2 separate regions of the Homo sapiens genome follow, and region 1 is linked to region 2. A link is a loop called in an ENCODE intact Hi-C map of the cell type or tissue named here. Cell type or tissue: HCT116. All regions are shown on one strand. Links, peaks and the distances in the headings refer to the core of each region. The heading gives the core; the rest is flanking DNA.

Region 1 (8,483 bases), core at 237-8,236, 57 kb after region 2:
GGCTCCATCCCAAACTATTGCATTAGAAACTCAGAGATCCCAATTCAGCAATCTGTGTTTAAATAGCCATCCATGAAGCTGGGCATGGTGGCTCATGCCTGTAATCCCAGCACTTTGGGAGGCAGAGGCGGGTGGATCACTTGAAGTCAGGAGTTCGAAACCAGCCTGGCAAACATGGTGAAACCCCGCCTCCACTAAAAATAAAAATAAAAAAATATTACCCAGGCATGGTGGTGGGCACCTGTAATCCCAGCTACTTAGGAGGCTAAGGGAAGAAAATCTCTGGAGCCTGGGAGGCAGAGGTTGCAGATTGCACCATTGCACTCCAGCCTGGGCGACAGAGTGAGACTCTGTCTTAAAATAAAATAGCCATGCATATCACCCTGATGCTTGCTGAAATTTGAGAACCTTGTTTTATAATGTGCTGTAAAAGTTCAGACATTTTGACTTCATTAACTATAAGCTATTACTGAGACTTGGTTTCAGTTAGCTAATCTAGCTGACTATTAATGCCACTTTTCATTGTGGTAGCCAAAACATCACACCCTGAATTCAGGGTGAATGCATTTGTGCAAAAGAATTCAGCTTCAGCAAGTTTTGTATTTTGTTGCCCATTGTCTAACATCTTTAGAATTCACTCCCATGCATGATTTCTAGCTCCCTGCCAATAGTGACAATGACCTATACCTTTTTTTGTTTTGTTTTGAGACGGGGTCTCGCTCTGTCGCCCAGGCTGGAGTGCAGTGGTGTGATCTCGGCTCCCTGCAAGCTCTGCCTCCCAGGTTCACGCCATTCCTCTGCCTCAGCATCCTGGGGAGCTGGGACTACAGGCACCCACCAGCACGCCCGGCTAATTTTTTTGAATTTTTTTAGTAGAGACGGGGTTTCACTGTGTTAGCCAGGATGATCTCGGATCTCCTGACCTCGTGATCTGCCCGCCTCGGCCATCCAAAGTGCTGGGATTAAAGGCATGAGCCACCACGCCCAGCCAACCTATACCTATTTTGTAGTATAGGCTATCTTGTTTTCCTTTGATAGAAACAGAAACATAATTATTGGGGCTTTTCCCTTAAAGGGTTTGTCTACATGAAACTATCCCAAAGATGCCAGAAGTACTCATCAAGTCCCTGATGAGTGAGCTGACAATTCAGTGCACATAGTATGTCTATACAAAATAAAGAAGCAATCATCCTTACATAATGTTTTGTAAAACCAGCTTTTGGTATGTATTTTGCTGTAAAGATCAGCTATTATTGATTTCTGACAAGGCATTTCAATAGAGATATTTTTCACTAAGGCTCCATTTACATGATTCAGCAGTCAACAAAACCAGAGCTGGGGCCGAATCATCCTACAGGAGTTCAGAGAAGACCTACACGTGGATAGCAACAACACGTGATCACAGGAAACCCACGAAGAGAACAATGTTTTCCCAGAAATAAAGGGGTCTATTTCATACATACAAAGGACCTACACTCCAATCCACTGCACAGACAAATAATTTACATCTGCAAAATATATGTATGGATAATGATCCTTCATGTGAAGCTTGAGGCTAAAATATACCAATGACGCATTCAAGGGATATTCAGCTTTAGGAGGTTTCTATCTTGCTATAGCAACTTTTGAAAAAATTAAACATATAATTTTAGGAAAACGAATGAGATCATTGCCACACAGATATATTAAATAAGCTAGGGAAACAATGGAGGATATTACATGTACTGATGGTCGTGGTCTTTAGTATAGGTAAAGCAACTGTGGCCAGTTTTCCCTACGGCGGCCTTCTTTTAGGTTGAACAGTATGAAGTTGCTGCGTTTTGACCAATTGGCACCTCCATGTGGCAGTTTTATGTGTCTTAACCTAATAGTTCATGAAAAAAAATTTATTTTATTCACTCATGGGAGAATCTGTCTTTATTCTTTGCATCAGGAATTAGAATCCAGACAATAAATATACCTATGTGCACATGTAAAATTTACTCTTTTATTATTAGAATAGGTTTTACTTATTCCCACTCTGCATCTTTCTGATTTCAGTAGTTGCAATCTCTAGAGATCACTGTGATTATGGGTAAGATGATAATGACCTTATTCCAGAGGGGGAGTTTGTAACCTAAGCTAAGTCAATAAGCAATACACACAATCATCTATTTGTTCAGAAATGGGTATGTTACAATGGTGGGCTAAACAGAGAGGGGTTGGTGACTGTTGAAAGTGTTATGCATATAAATTTGAAAGTGGAATAGGATAGACTGAGATTATGAGGGAAGACTGTCTTAAAATGAAGTCATGATCAATGAAGTAAAAGCTGGCAGATAGTAATACCGCTAAACTCTTGGGTCAGTCCTTGCCTGAAGCCTGAGAGGAATTCTAGACCTTCAGATTCATAAGCCAATGAATATGCTATATTCTGTGTGGCAATTTTAGTTATGTTTTTATTACTTTTACAATAAAGTATCTTAACACATATGTGAAGGCAGTCATTCTATCTATATATATAAAATCATTAAAAATATATTAACATAAATACATAAATATTATGCAAACTATTGGTAAATTTATTACGCTCTATAGCTCCAAAACAATTTACATTCAAAATCATACAAATATGTGTGTACGTATATATATATATATATACATATATCTTTTATAAGTATTAAGTTGCCACTCTAGAAGTGAAGAAATGCATGTCTTATACACACACACACACATTTGTATGTATACAAATTACATTTCTTCTCTTCTAGAGTGGCAACTTAATAATTATAAAAATGTTATATGCAGCTAGTGGTAATGAGTGCTGGGTTTGGATTTCTGATCTGGTATGTGGATACTAATGCTTTGGGATTCCACTAATGTGTTAGGTGTAAACAGATGTGAGACAGAAGTAAAGTGGTAGGTAGGAGTGATGGGGAATAATATTATTGAAATTCCACATTTTAAAGATTTCCAAATCCTCTGTTACCTTGTGAGGGGAAATCTTCATTCTTAATGACAAAGTTATTTCAGCCATTGATTATATTCCAAGACAGAAGTGCCTCCACTACCAGTTTCTCTAGTTGTGGTATGAACCTCAATATTCAGACAAATTGAATAACAGCTGATTATATCTGACAGGCTTTCAGAGGGCCTGGGGTCAAAAATAAAACCTTTTGAAGTGACAAATAGATGAAATCATTAAAGAAGTGGTACCTAATAGCATGATTCAATTTGTTCTAAGTAAAAAAAGAAAAAAAAAGAAAGAAAAAAACAAAGTGAGCAACAGAAGCCAGAAGCTGTCAGAGGCACTTGATATATTTCTGTGATGGCATTTATAATCTCAAGGGATTGAGCGGGGAGCTTTATGTGGAAATGTGTGTGGGATATGTGTGTCAGAAAGAGAGGGAGAGAGGGAGGGAGAAGAGAGAGAGAAAGAGAGATCAAGACAGAGAGAGAAGTGCGAGAGTGTTTTGTTGTTGATGAAGCAATTTTAAAAATATCACCTCATTTGGGCCTTGCAACAAACCTACACAGTGTGAAGGGCAGTTATTATTATCCTCATTTTAAAAATGATGAAAGGGAGGCTGATGTCCTTAGTGGCTAAATGACTTTAGTACAGACAAATAGCTAGTGAATGGTGGACTTGGGATTATATTTCATATCTTCGGACTGCAAAATCCTTAAAAGTTTTACAACTCCTTCATATTATAATGCACCACTCATAAATGAAATCTAAAAAGCTGCTAATACAGTTTCAAATTGAATATTTTGTCACATCCTAGACTAATAAATCCAGTTGTATCTATATATAGTTATACATATCTCTTCAAATTTCCTTTAGGAGGTAAGATTATCATATATATGTATGTGTGTGTATATATATATACACACACATATATATGCATACAAACAAATTATATATATTATAAAGATATATATCTAGATCTACCTATATATACACTATATAAAGATCTATGATACACACACACACACACACACACACACACACACACACAAAACAAGATTTGTTAGGCTAGGATGTGACAAAATAAATATAACCTGGTAAATTTATTGAGAGAGAAAAGAAAAACTGTGTTTTGTAAATGTGTAAATATATATATACGTCTTAAAGAGATATATAAAGATATATAATTACATATCTTTATAAAGATATATTTAAGATATATCTATATTATATATAGACATTATATATTATGTGTATGTATATATAAAGAAATATATATAAAGATATTATATATAAAACATATATATTACATCTTTGTTTATCCTTTTGCAAAAGACAGTTTTTTTCCTCTCTCAATAAAATTATCAGGTTATATTTATTAAGGTGAAAAATAAATATATGATGTAGTTTGCCTAAAACTCTTAGGTGCTTCTGAACTTTCTCATAAAATACTTAAACATTTATTTGGACACCTTTAGGCATCTTTAAAGCTACTCTAAATCTTCTTCTACCCTTTCAATTCCCACATGAAAGAGAAAGCCAAATAATTTTTTCTCTGTTTCACTAGCAGTGAGAAGTGGCCCTGTCATCCAGTTCTGGGTCATAAAATATCAATGTAAAAATTTGTGCTTCTGAGAAAGTTTGGCTTTCTCACAGTAAAGAAGCAAGCTTTCGTGCAGATTTTACTTTTTTCTTGCTTTAAATCTGAGCACAATGACTAGAGAGCCAGCAGTAATCTGTCCACCTAAAGGAAAGTTGAAAGCAATCCGGGAGGCAGCCCTGACATGTTTGCACTACTGAAAACACACTAGCAACTGCCATCCTCTGGATTTGTCTTGGTGGGAGGTGGAGGCAGAGGGAAGGGAGGTGTTGTAGGTTTTACTGTTGTTTATATTCATTCACATCTGAAATATCCAAATAATGCTTTTTTGGTCCCCAAAACTCTTGAAACTACTTAACACATGTGCTATGTCACTACTTAGGACAGACAATATTAACAGCATCATCAGGCATTTTAAATATGCACCATTCTTACCTAAGTGCAAATGGGCACCCCTCAATCAAAGAATAAAAGGGGTCCCTATCATGCTAACGTTCTTCAGCACCTTTGCATTTCTGTTGGATCAAGTATATGGTACCTTATAAGTATCTTGTTGATGCAGACTGACTTTTCAGACTAACACTATATGCTCCTGCTAAGTGACTATTTGCTACCATTGCCACCTCCTTTTCCTTATTTATGCTTTTCCATCTAGCAGCAATACTTTCTCACAATTTTCTCCTCTGCAGTGCTGCCTGTTGATGACTAGGAATACTCTTTACAAGCTTATCTACAGCAATATCTCTTATTTAAAGCCTTGCCTGCATTATCTCTCATTTAAAGCCTTGCCTGGTACTTGTAACCAAAATTATGTTCTTCCTTTTAATCCCCTTGGGGAAATTGTTACTGCTCATGTGGCATTAATATCACACATTTTATTGTACTATTATGTGGAGTAGACACATTCCTTGTCATTTGCAAAATTATCACCCTCACTCCCAGTAGACCATACAGCTAGCTCCTTGAGGGCAGGAAGAGTATGTGACTCATTTTCCTTAGTCATACAGTATATAGCACAAAGGTGATAGTGGTGGGATAGCTATGGGTACCAAGGCTGAAAGAGTTTATTCTCTGCAAAAAGTGATTCCCTTCTTCATGCCCTCCTCTACTGCTACAAATTTCTCAAGAATGAGAGTAAGCAAAGAGGAAGGGCTATCTTGTAGATACAATTTTAGAGAGTTTGATATTTATGTATAAAATCTAAAACAGAGATTTCCAAATCAGACATTTTTAAAAACTACCTCTGCATAATATTGTCGGGGGTTGGAAAATTCCAGCACACAGGCCAAATCCAGCCCAGTGGGCTGATTTGATAAAGTTGTATTGGAACCCAGCCACGTATTTGTTTCTGTTATATCTAAGTCTGCTTTTGCACTATAAAGGAAGAGTTGAGTAGATGCCAGAGAGACCCATACAGCCTACAAAGCCCAAACTATTTACCCTCTTGCCCTTTATAGAAAAACTCTGCAAACTGTTATTAGGAAGGTTATAAAACAATATTAGAAAAACAAGTTTTTAGCATTTTTCTTGATGGCAGAACTTCTCTAACCCTTTGATTACTATTACAAATTTTCATATCATTTTCCTGAGCTGTCAAAATTATTTTCACCATAGAAAAATTTTTAACAGACGTTATCTTCTCAGGCTAAGTGATCTGAGGATCGCATTTGGCAAATGCTGCTTTAAAAAAGTGCAAGAAAAGAATTGTTAAAATGATTTGCAGTTTTCCCTTAAAGTAATTGCCTCATCTGTTAATATTTAACCCTGTGAATGTGCTTATTATTCTAGTAATTTTCTAGGACACAATTAAGTGACATTGAAAACTGCTCTGGCCCATGATAAAAGAAATACTTAAGCTTCCTTGAGATAAAAAGTTACAGCATACCTTGTGCTATAAACAAGTTAGGTGGTAATTATCTGAGTGATGTGGATAATTAACATCAAAACAGCAGCAAATGTACTTGAGGGGAATCTACGATGTTGGACTTAAATTATTTAATCTAATTTAAATGGAGTCAGGAATACCAGACTTTAGATATATTAATGTGGATAGATCACACAATTATAAATTCCATTAGATGTAGAACTTTCTGTATTTTCTTATAGTTCTTAAATTACTGCTTTCCTTAACCTCAATGTTTTCCCTTAGAAACTATGGTTGGTCTCATTTATATCCCTTCTAAAATAACTATGTTTCTTTAACTTGAATAAACATAGTGTTGATGTAAAAAGGTACTAAATCAAAATGTATTTTTTTCCAGTTTTAGAAGATTGCACAAATTATTTAGTGATCAAATTCATTTAACCGAACAGTAGTGAAACTGCCTTTGCAAAAATGGTAACAGGGAGAAAATTATGACAGTGAAAGAGATCTGACCTAACCTACTCCATCTTGCCTTTAACCTCTAAATTGCTCTTAGTCATTCCTGGGCATGGGCCAAGCTAACTTTGGGAGAAATTTAGTTTATAGTTTACATGATAATAGCCCTTCCCAGAAACTAAACTGCCTTTGTAAAACTAATGAAAGTCCACCAGGTTAGGAGGCTGAGAGGGGCCTGAATATTGCTAAGACCCCTGTCTTGGGGTCTGGATTGCGACCTCTCTCTGGTTATATAACCTCAGACCATATGTCTTCCTACTGTCAATGGAGAGGCAGCATGATGCAGTAGAACCTACTATGGCTGTGAAGTCAGACCCAGGTTTGAGTCTCAGTCCCTCTGCTTAGTATTACACAACTTAGGCTTAAACAATTACCAGTCATTGTTCTAGAGGTTACAAGATCTGCAACTTCTCTAATTATTTCTGTAATTAACATCACTATTTTAGAACCTAAGATTGGCTTTTTAAGGTGTTTTTACAGACTTTTGCATTTCTGAAAACCTGATGACTCCACCTAGGCCAGGGACTACTCTGTGGCTCCAACTCAGAAGCACACTCAGTCCAGAAGGACCATTTTGTACACCTTATCAACCAATCAGCAATTTTCCTAGCCCTCTGCCTGCCAAACTGCCCTTGAAAAGCCCTAGCCTCCACATTTTGTGGGAGGCTGATTTGAGTAGTAATAAAACTTTAGTCTCCCATTTAGCCAGCTCTACATGTATTAAACTCTCTCTATTGCAACTCCCCTCTCTTGATAAATCAGCTATATCTGGGCAAGATGAACCCATTGGGTGGTCAGATAGGTCCGTAAGGAATTATAATTATGTTGATGCATGTGTACTCCAAAGAGACTACTTAGGACTATCTCACAAAGTTATATTCAATATATAAAGACCCACAGCCTCAGATTTATACATCATGAAAACTTATTGGTTTTATCAGAGGCATTTGAACCAAAGATACTCCATTATGAAGAGGGGCTGGGAAAAATAAGGCTGAGACCTGTTGGGCTGCATATCCAGGGGATTAGACATTCTTAGTCACAGGATGAGATAGGATGTTAGCTCAAAGTACAAGTCACAAAAATCCTGCTGATAAAACAGATTATGGTAAAGAAGCTGCCAAAACATGCCCAAACCAAGATGGTGAAGAAAGTCACCTCTGGTCATCGTCAGTACTCATTATTAGCTAATTATAATGCATTAGCATGCTGAAAGACACTCCCACCAGAGCCATGAGAGCTTACAAATGCCATGGCAACATTTGGAAGTTGCCCTATATGGTCTAAAACAGCAGGGAGGAACCTCAATTCCAGGAATTGCCCACCCCACCCCTTTCCTGGAACACTCTTGAATAATCTACCCCTCGATTAGCACATGATCAAGAAATAACTATAAGTATACTCAGTTAAGCAGCCCACGCCACTGCTTGCCTATGGAGTAGCAATTCTTTATTCCTTTACTTTCTTAATAAATAAATTCTTGTACAAGGATCAAGAACCCTCTCTTGGGGTCTGGATTGGAACCCCTTTCTGGTAACATAACCCCAGACCAGAGG
Region 2 (8,483 bases), core at 80-8,079:
TTGCGAAGCATTTTCACGGATAACTTTTTCCTAGTTTGTATTGTGAGATAATCGATTTTTCAGTATAACCCTCAATTTGCTCCAAAATGTACCTTTGTAGATTGTAGAAAAAGAGTGTTTCCAACCTGCTGAATGACAAGAAAGGTTAAACTCTGTGAGATAAAGTCACACATCACAAAGCATTTTTAGTCATAGCTTCTTTGTAGTTTTTATTGCAGGACATTTGCTGCTGAATCAAAACAAACGTTTAACTCAGTGAGATAAATCCACACATCACAAAGCATTTTCATGGATAGCTTGCTTCTAGTTTTTATTGCGGGATATTTGATTTTTCACTATAGGCCTGAATGGGGTCTGAAATGTTGCTTTGCAGATTCTACAAAAAGAGTGTTTCCAACCTGCTGAATCAAAACAGAGGTTTAACTCTTTGAGATGAATCCACACATTGCAAAACATTTTTACAGATAGTTTGTTTTAGTTTTTATGACAGGATATTTTGTTTTTCACTATAGGAATGAATGGGCTCAATAATGTCCCCTTAGATTGTACTAAAAAATTGTTTCCAAACTGCTCTATAAAAGCAAAGGTTTAACTCTGTGAGATGAATCCACACATCACAAAGCATTTTCACAGACAGTTTGTTTCTAGTTTTTATCACAGGATATTCAGCTTTTCACTATAAGCCTCAAAGGGCTCCGAAATGTTCCTTCATAGATTCTACGAAGAGAGTATTTCTAACCTGCTGAATCAAAACAAACATTTAACTCATTGAGATGAATCCACACATTGCAAAGCATTTTCACAGATTGATTGTAGTTTTATCACAAGATACTCGGTTTTTCACTTTAGGCCTCACGAAGTAGACTGTCACGAAGTAGACTGTAAAAAATAAGTGTCTCCAGCCTGCTGAATAAAACCCAAAATTTAACTCTGTGAGATGCAAACATATATTGCAAAGCATATTTACAGATAGCCTGTTTCTAGTTTTAATTGTGGGATATTGAGTTTTTCACCACAGGCCTTAATGGACTCAAAAAAGACTCCTCTTAGATTCTACTAAATATGTGTTTCCAACCTGTGTATAATAACAAATATTTAACTCTGTGAAAAAGATCCATTTATAGCAAAGCTTTTTCACAAATAGCTTGTTTCTAGTTTTTATTGCAGAATATTCGATGTTTCTCTGTAGGCCTTCAGTGTTCCTTCATAGATTTTACAAAAAGAATCTTTACAACCTGCTGAATCAAAACAAAGGTTTAACTCTGTGAGATGAACCCACACATCACAAAGCATTTTCACAGATAGCTTGTTTCTATTTCTTATCAGTTTTTATTAAGAGGCTTCAATGGGCTCTGAAATTTTCCCTCATAAACTCTATTAAAAGAGTGTTTCCAACCTGCTGAATCAAAACAAAGGTTTAACTTGTGAGATGAATCCACACATCACAAAGCATTTTCACCCATAGCTTATATCTAGTTTTTACTGAGGGTAATTGGTTTTTCACTAAAGGCCTCAATGGGCCCTGAATTGTCCCTTTGTAGATTCAAAGAGTTTCCAACCTGATGAAGCAAAACAAAGGTTTAAATTTGTAAAATGAATCTACACATCACAAAGCATTTTTACAGATAGGTTGTTTCTAGTCTTTATCAAGGGATATTCGATTTTTCACTATAGGCCTCAATGGGCTATGAAATGTCTCCTTGTAGATTCTACAAAAAAAGAGTTTCCAACCTGCAGAATCAAATGAAAAGTTCAACTTCTGAGATAAAATCACACATCACAAAGTATTTTCAGAGGTAGCTTCTTTACAGTTTTTATCGCAGGATATTTGATTTTTCTCTATAGGCCTCAATGAGCTCTGAAATGTCCCTTCATAGATTCTACAACAAGAGTATTTCCAACCTGCAAAATAAAAACAAAGGCTTAACTCTGTGAGATAAATCCACACATCACAAAGCATTTTCACAAATAGCTTCTTTCTAGTTTTCATCATGGCATATTCTGTTTTTCACTATAGGCCTCAGTGCACTTTGAAATATCCCCTCATAGATTCTATAACAAGAATTTTTTCAACCTACAGAATCAAAACACAGGTATAACTCTGTGAGAGAAATCCACATATTGCAAAGCATATTTTCAAATAGCTTGTTTCTGGTTTTTAAAGTGGGATATTCAGTTTTTCACTATAGGCCTCATTGGGCTCAGAAATGTCTCAGAGTAGATCTTAGAAAAAGAGTTTCCTACCTGCTGAATCAAAACAAAGGGTTAAATCTGTGAGATGAATCCAAACCTCACAAAACATTTTCACAGGTAGCTTATTTGTAGTTTTTATTGCAGGATATTTGGTTTTTCAGTGTAGGCCTCAATAGGCTCTGAAATGTCCATTTGCAGATTCCGTAAAGAGAGTGTTTCCAACCTGCTCAATAAAAACAAAGGTTTAACTCTGTGAGACGAATCCACATGTTGCAAGGCATTTTCACAGATAGTTTGTTTCTGGCTTTTATCATGAGACATTCAATTTTTCACTATTGGCCTCAATGGGCTCCAAAATGTCTCTTCGTAGATTCCAGAAAAAAAAGTTTATTTTTTTCTGAATCAAAATAAAGGTTTAACTCTGTGATATCAAATCACACATTGCAAAGCATTTTTCAGATAGCTTGTTTCTAGTTTTTATTGCTGAATATTTGGTTTTTAACTATAAGCTTCAATGGAATCTTAATTGTACCTTCTTAAATTCTACAAAAAGAGTGTTTCTAAACTGCTGTATGTAAATATGGTTTAACTCTGTGAGATGATTGTACACATCACAAAGCATTTTCAAAGAATAGCTTATTTTTAGTTTTTATCGCAAAATATTTGGATTCACACTGTAGGCGTCAATGTGCTCCAAAATGTCCCTTTGTAGATTGTACAAAAACTGTTTCTAACCTGTTGAATCAAAACAAAGATTTAACCCTGTCAGATGAATCTGCACATTGCAAAGCATTTTCACAGATAGCTTGTTTCTAGTTTTTATCGCTGGATATTCGGTTTTTCACTATAGGCCTTGATGGGATCAGAAATGTCTTCCTTTACTTTCTACTAAAAGAGTGTTTGAAAACTGTGGTATAAAAAACAAAGGTTTAACTCTGTGAGCTAAATCCACACATCACAAAGCATTTTCACAGATAGCTTGTTTCTAGTTTTTATCATGGGATATTTAGTTTTTCACTACATGCCTCAATGGTCTTCGAAATGTCTCCTCACAAATTGTACAAAAAGAGAGTTTCCAACTTGCTAAATCAAAACAAAGGTTTTACATTGTGAGAAGAAGCCACATATTGCAAAGCATTTTCACAGATATGTTTTTTCTAGATTTTATCCTGTAATATTCTGTTTTTCACTATAGGCCTCAGTGGGTTCAGAAATGCCCCTTGTAGATTCTACAAAAGAATGTTTCTAACCTGCTTAATCAAAAGAAAAGTTTAACTCTTTGAGGTGAGTCCACATATCACAAAGTATTTTTATAGACAGCTTGTTTCAAGTTTTTATCGCAAGATATTCGGTTTTTCGCTATAGGCCTCAATGGGCTCAGAATTATTTCCTTTTAGATTCTATTAATAGAGTGTTTCCAAAATTCTGTGTAAACACAAAGGTTTAATTCTGTGAGATAAATCTACACATTACAAAGCATTTTCATATATAGCTTGCATCTAATTTTTATCACAGGGTGTTTGGTTTTTCACTATAGGCCTCAAAGGGCTTCAAAATGTCCCTTCATAGATTCCACAAAGAGAGTGTTTCCAACCTCCTGAATCAAAACAAGGTTTTTAACTCTGTGAGATGAATCCACACATTGCAAGGCATTTTCACCGATTATTTCTTTCTAGTTTTTATAGGGGATGTTTGGATTTTACTATAGTCTACAAAGAGCTCAGAAATGTCTTTTTAAAATATTCTCCTTAAAGAGTGTTTCCAACCTGTTGTATAAAACTGTAGGTTTAACTCTGTGAGATAAATCCATACATTGCAAACATTTTCACAGATAGCTTGTTTCTAGTTTTTATCACATGATATTTGGTTTTTCATGAGAGGCCTCAATGGGCTCCTAAATGTCCCTTTGTAGATTCCACAAGAAAAAGCTTTTAATTTGCTGTGTAAAAACAAAGGTTTTACTCTGTGAGATGAATCCACACATTGCAAAGCATTTTCACAGATAGATTATTTCTAGTTTTATTGCTGGATACTCTTTTTTGTTATTGTTGTTGTTGTTCTTGTTTTTATTTTGAGTCAGAGTCTTGCTCTGTCCCCCAAGGCTGAAGTGCAGTCGTGCAATCTTGGCTCACTGCAAGCTCCACCTCCCAGGTTCATGCCATTCTCCTGTCTCAGCCTCCCGAGTAGCTGGGACTACAGGTGCCCACCACCACACCCAGTAAATTTTTTGTATTTTTAGTAGAGACGGGTTTTCACCATGTTAGCCAGGATGGTCTCGATCTCCCGACCTCATGATCCACCTGCCTCAGCCTCCCAAAGTACTGGGATTGCAGGCATGAGCCACCGTGCCTGGCCTGAATACTCTGCTTTTCATTAGAGGCCTCATTAGGCTCTGAAAGATCCCTACATAGAGTCTACAAAATGAATGTTTCCAGCCTGCTGAATCAAAGCAAAAGTTTAATTCTGAGAGATCATTTCACACATTGCAAGACACTTTTAAAGATAAGTTTTTTCTAGTTTTTATTGTGGAATACTCAGGTTTTTTAAATATAGGCCTCAGTGGGCTCTGAAATGTTTCTTTGTAGATTTTACAAAGAGAGTTTTTCCAACCTACTGAATCAAAACAAAGGTTTAACTCTGTGTGAAGAATCTACACATTGCAAAGCATTTTCACAGGTTTCCAATGTGCTTAATCAAAACAAATGTTTAACTCTGTGATACTTTCACTGATAGCTTGTTTCTAGTTTCTGTCATGGGATAATTGGTTTTTGACTATAGGCCTCAATGGGCTTTAAAATGTCTCTTCATAGATTCTACAAAAAGGTGCTTCAAATCTGCTTAACCAAAGCAGAGGGTTAATTCTGTGAGATGAATCCACACATCACAAAGCATTCTCTCATATAGCTTATTTCTATTTTTTATCCCAGGATATTTGGTTTTTTATTATAGGCCTCAGTTGGCTCTGAAATGTGCCTTCTTAGATTCTACAAAAAGAGTGTTTCCAACCTGCTGAATAAAAACAAATGTTTAACTCTGTAAGAAGAGTCCACATATTGCAAAGCTTTTTAACAGATAGCTTGTTTCTAGTTTTTATTATGGAATATTCAGTTTTTCACTAGAGGCCTCAATGGGCTATGAATTGTTTCTTAGTAGATTCTACAAAAAGAGTGTTTTTAACCTGCTTAATCAAAACAAAGGTTTAATTCTGTGAGATTAATCCACACATTTCAAAACATTTTCACAAATAGCTTGTTTTTAATTTTCATAGCGAGATATTCAGTTTTTCAATATACTTCTTTATGAGCTCTGAAATGTCCCTTCGTAGGTTCTACGAAAATAGTGCTTCCAGCTGGCTGAATTAAAAAAAGGTATAACTCTGTGAGAGAAATCTACACATCACAATGCATTTTGACTGACAGCTTGTTTCTAGTTTTAATCATGGTATAATCGGTTTTTGACTATAGGCTTCAAGCTGTTTCAGAATGTCCCTTCGTAGAATCTACAAAAAGAGTGCTTAATTAAAGCAAAGGTTTAACTCTGTGAGATAAATTGACACATCACAAAGAATTTTCAGAGATTGTTTGTTTCTAGTTTTTATAGGGGATATTCTATCCCCTATATTTATATATATATATATATATATATATTTATATATTACAGTAAAAAAAAAGAATTTTTACTGTAATCCACAAAGAGCTTAGAAAGGCCTTCTTTTAGATCCCACTAAAAGAGTGTTTCCAACCTACTGTATATAAATATAGGTTTTACTCTGTGAGACAAATCCACACATCACAAACATTTTCACAGATAACTTGTTTCTAGTTTTTATAGTGGGATATTCTCTTTTTTAGTAGAGGTCTAAATGGGCTCCTAAATGTCCCTCCATAGTTTCTACAAAAAAAGTTTCTAATTTATTGCATAAAAACAAAGGTTTAACTCTGTGAGATGACTCCACACATCACAAAGTATTTTCACAGATAAATCATTCCTAGGTTTTATCGCGGAATACTCTGTTTTTCATTAGAGGCCTCATTGGGCTTTTACATGTCTCATCGTAGATTCTACAAATAGAGTTGTTCAGACCTGCTAAATCAAAACAAATGTTTAACTCTGTGAGATGAATCCACACATTGCAAAGCATTTTCACTGATAGCATGTTTCTAGTTTTTATCGTGGGATATTTAGTTTTTCATTGTAGACCTCAATAGGCTCTGAAATGTGCTTTGGTAAATTCTACAAAAAAAGTACTTTTAAGTTGCTGAATAAAAACAAAGTTTTAACTCTGTGACATGAAATGACACACCATAAAGCATTTTCACAGATAGCTTGGTTCTAGTTTTTATCGTGGGATATTCAGTTTTTTAGTACAGGCCACAGTGGGCTCCAAAATATCCCTTCTTAGGTTCTACAAAACAGTGATTTAAACCTGCTGAATAAAAACACAGGTTTAACTCTGTGAGATGAATCCACACATCACAGGGAATTTTCACAAATAGATTGTTTCTAGTATTCATCACAGGATATTTGTTTTTTTCATATACTTCTTCATGGGCTTCAAAATGTTTCTTTATAGATTCTACAAACAGAGTGTTTTCAACCTGCTGAATCAAAACAAGGTTTAACTCTGTGAGTTGAATCCACACATCATAAAGCATTCTCATATATAGCTTGTTTCTAGTTTTTATCTTGAGATATAAGGTTTTTAACTGTAGGTTTGAATGTTCTCTGAAATGTGCCTTCTTAGATTCTACAAAAAGAGTGTTTTCAACTGGCTGAATCAAAACAAAGGTTTAACTCTGTGAGATGAATCGACACATTGCAAAGCATTTTCACAGATAGCTTTATTCTAATTTTTGTCATGGGATATTGTTTTTACTAATGGCTTTCATGGACTCTGAAATGTGCCTTAATAGATTCTACAAAAAAAGTGTTTCCAACCTGCTGAATCTAAATAAAGGTTTAAATCTGTGAGATGTATCCACACGTTGTGAAGTATTTTCACAGATAGCTTGTTTGTAGTTTTTATCACAGGATATTTGGTTTTTCACTATAGGCCTCAATAGGCTCCCATATGCCCCCTCATAGATTGTAAAAAAAAGATGGTTTTTAATGTGCTGAATCAAAACAAAGGTTTAACTCAGTGAGATGAATCCACACATCACGAAACATTTTCACAGATAGCTTATTTCTCATTTTTATCACAGGATATTCAGTTTTTCACTATAGGCCTCAATGGGCACCAAAATGTCTTCTCATAGATTCTATAAACTGACTGTTTCCAACCTGCTTAATCAAAACGAAGGTTTAACTCTGTTATATGAATCCAGACGTCCCAAAGCATTTTCACAGATAGTTTGTTTCTAGTTTCTATCTCTACATATTTTGGTTTTCACTATAGACTTCAATGAGCTTTGAAATGTTTCTTCGTAGATTCTACAAAGAGTTTTTCCAACCTGCTGAATTAAAGCAAAGGTTTAACTCTATGAAATGAATGCACATATCCCAACGCATTTTCACAGATAGCTTGTTTCTTGTTTTCATCATGGGATATTCGGCCTTTCATTGTAGTCTTCAATGGGGTTTAAATGGCTCTTAGTAGATTCTACAAAACAAGTGTTTCCAACCTGCTGAATGGAAACAAATGTTTAACTCTGTGAGATCAATCCACAGAATGCAAAGCATTTTCACAGATAGCTTGTTTGTACTTTTTATGGCAGGATATTTTGTGTTTCAATATACTCATCCATGGGCTTCTAAACGTCTCTTCGTATGTTCTACAAAAAGAATGTTTCCAACCTGCTGAATACAAACAAAGCTTTAAATCTGTGAGACAATTCTACACATCACAAGACCTTTTCACAAATAGCTTGTTTCTAGTTTTCATCACATGATATTCAACTTTTCACTGTAGGCCTCAATGAGATCCGTAACGTCCTTTTGTAGAATCTATAAAAAGAGTGTTTTCAGCCTGCTGAATTAAAACAAGGTTTCACTTTGTGAGATGATCCACCCAACCCAAAGCATTTTCACAGATAGCTTATTTCTGCTTTTCATAAAAGTAGATTCGCTTTTTCCGTACCTTTCTCCATTGGCCCTGAAATGTCCCTTCACAGATTCTACAAAAAGAGTGTTTTCAACTGCTGAATTAAAAAAAAGGTTTAAATCTGTGAGATGAATCCACACATCACAAAGCATTTTCACAGAAAGCTTGTTTGTAGTTTTTATTGTGGGATATTTGAGTTTTCACTATAGGCCTCAGTGGGCTTCAGAATATCTTTTCTTAGATTCTA

The links. Peaks named below come from ENCODE experiments on the same cell type or tissue, not always from the same donor. Only the 100,000 strongest peaks of a DNase experiment are listed, where the experiment ranks them.
Region 1: it touches region 2 in a loop (4-fold over the local background); 6 of 110 quality-filtered maps call a loop at or near these places.

Annotation. Positions count from the first base shown.
Region 1 is chr17:27,106,604-27,115,086 of GRCh38, reverse strand. No RefSeq gene overlaps it. Among named protein-coding and RNA genes, the nearest start is that of MIR4522, 180 kb to the left of the region's middle. In HCT116, for the core only: no CTCF peak of the experiment used is centred there; a DNase peak (open chromatin) is centred at 4,964.
Region 2 is chr17:27,163,134-27,171,616 of GRCh38, reverse strand. No RefSeq gene overlaps it. Among named protein-coding and RNA genes, the nearest start is that of MIR4522, 130 kb to the left of the region's middle. In HCT116, for the core only: no CTCF peak of the experiment used is centred there; no DNase peak of the experiment used is centred there.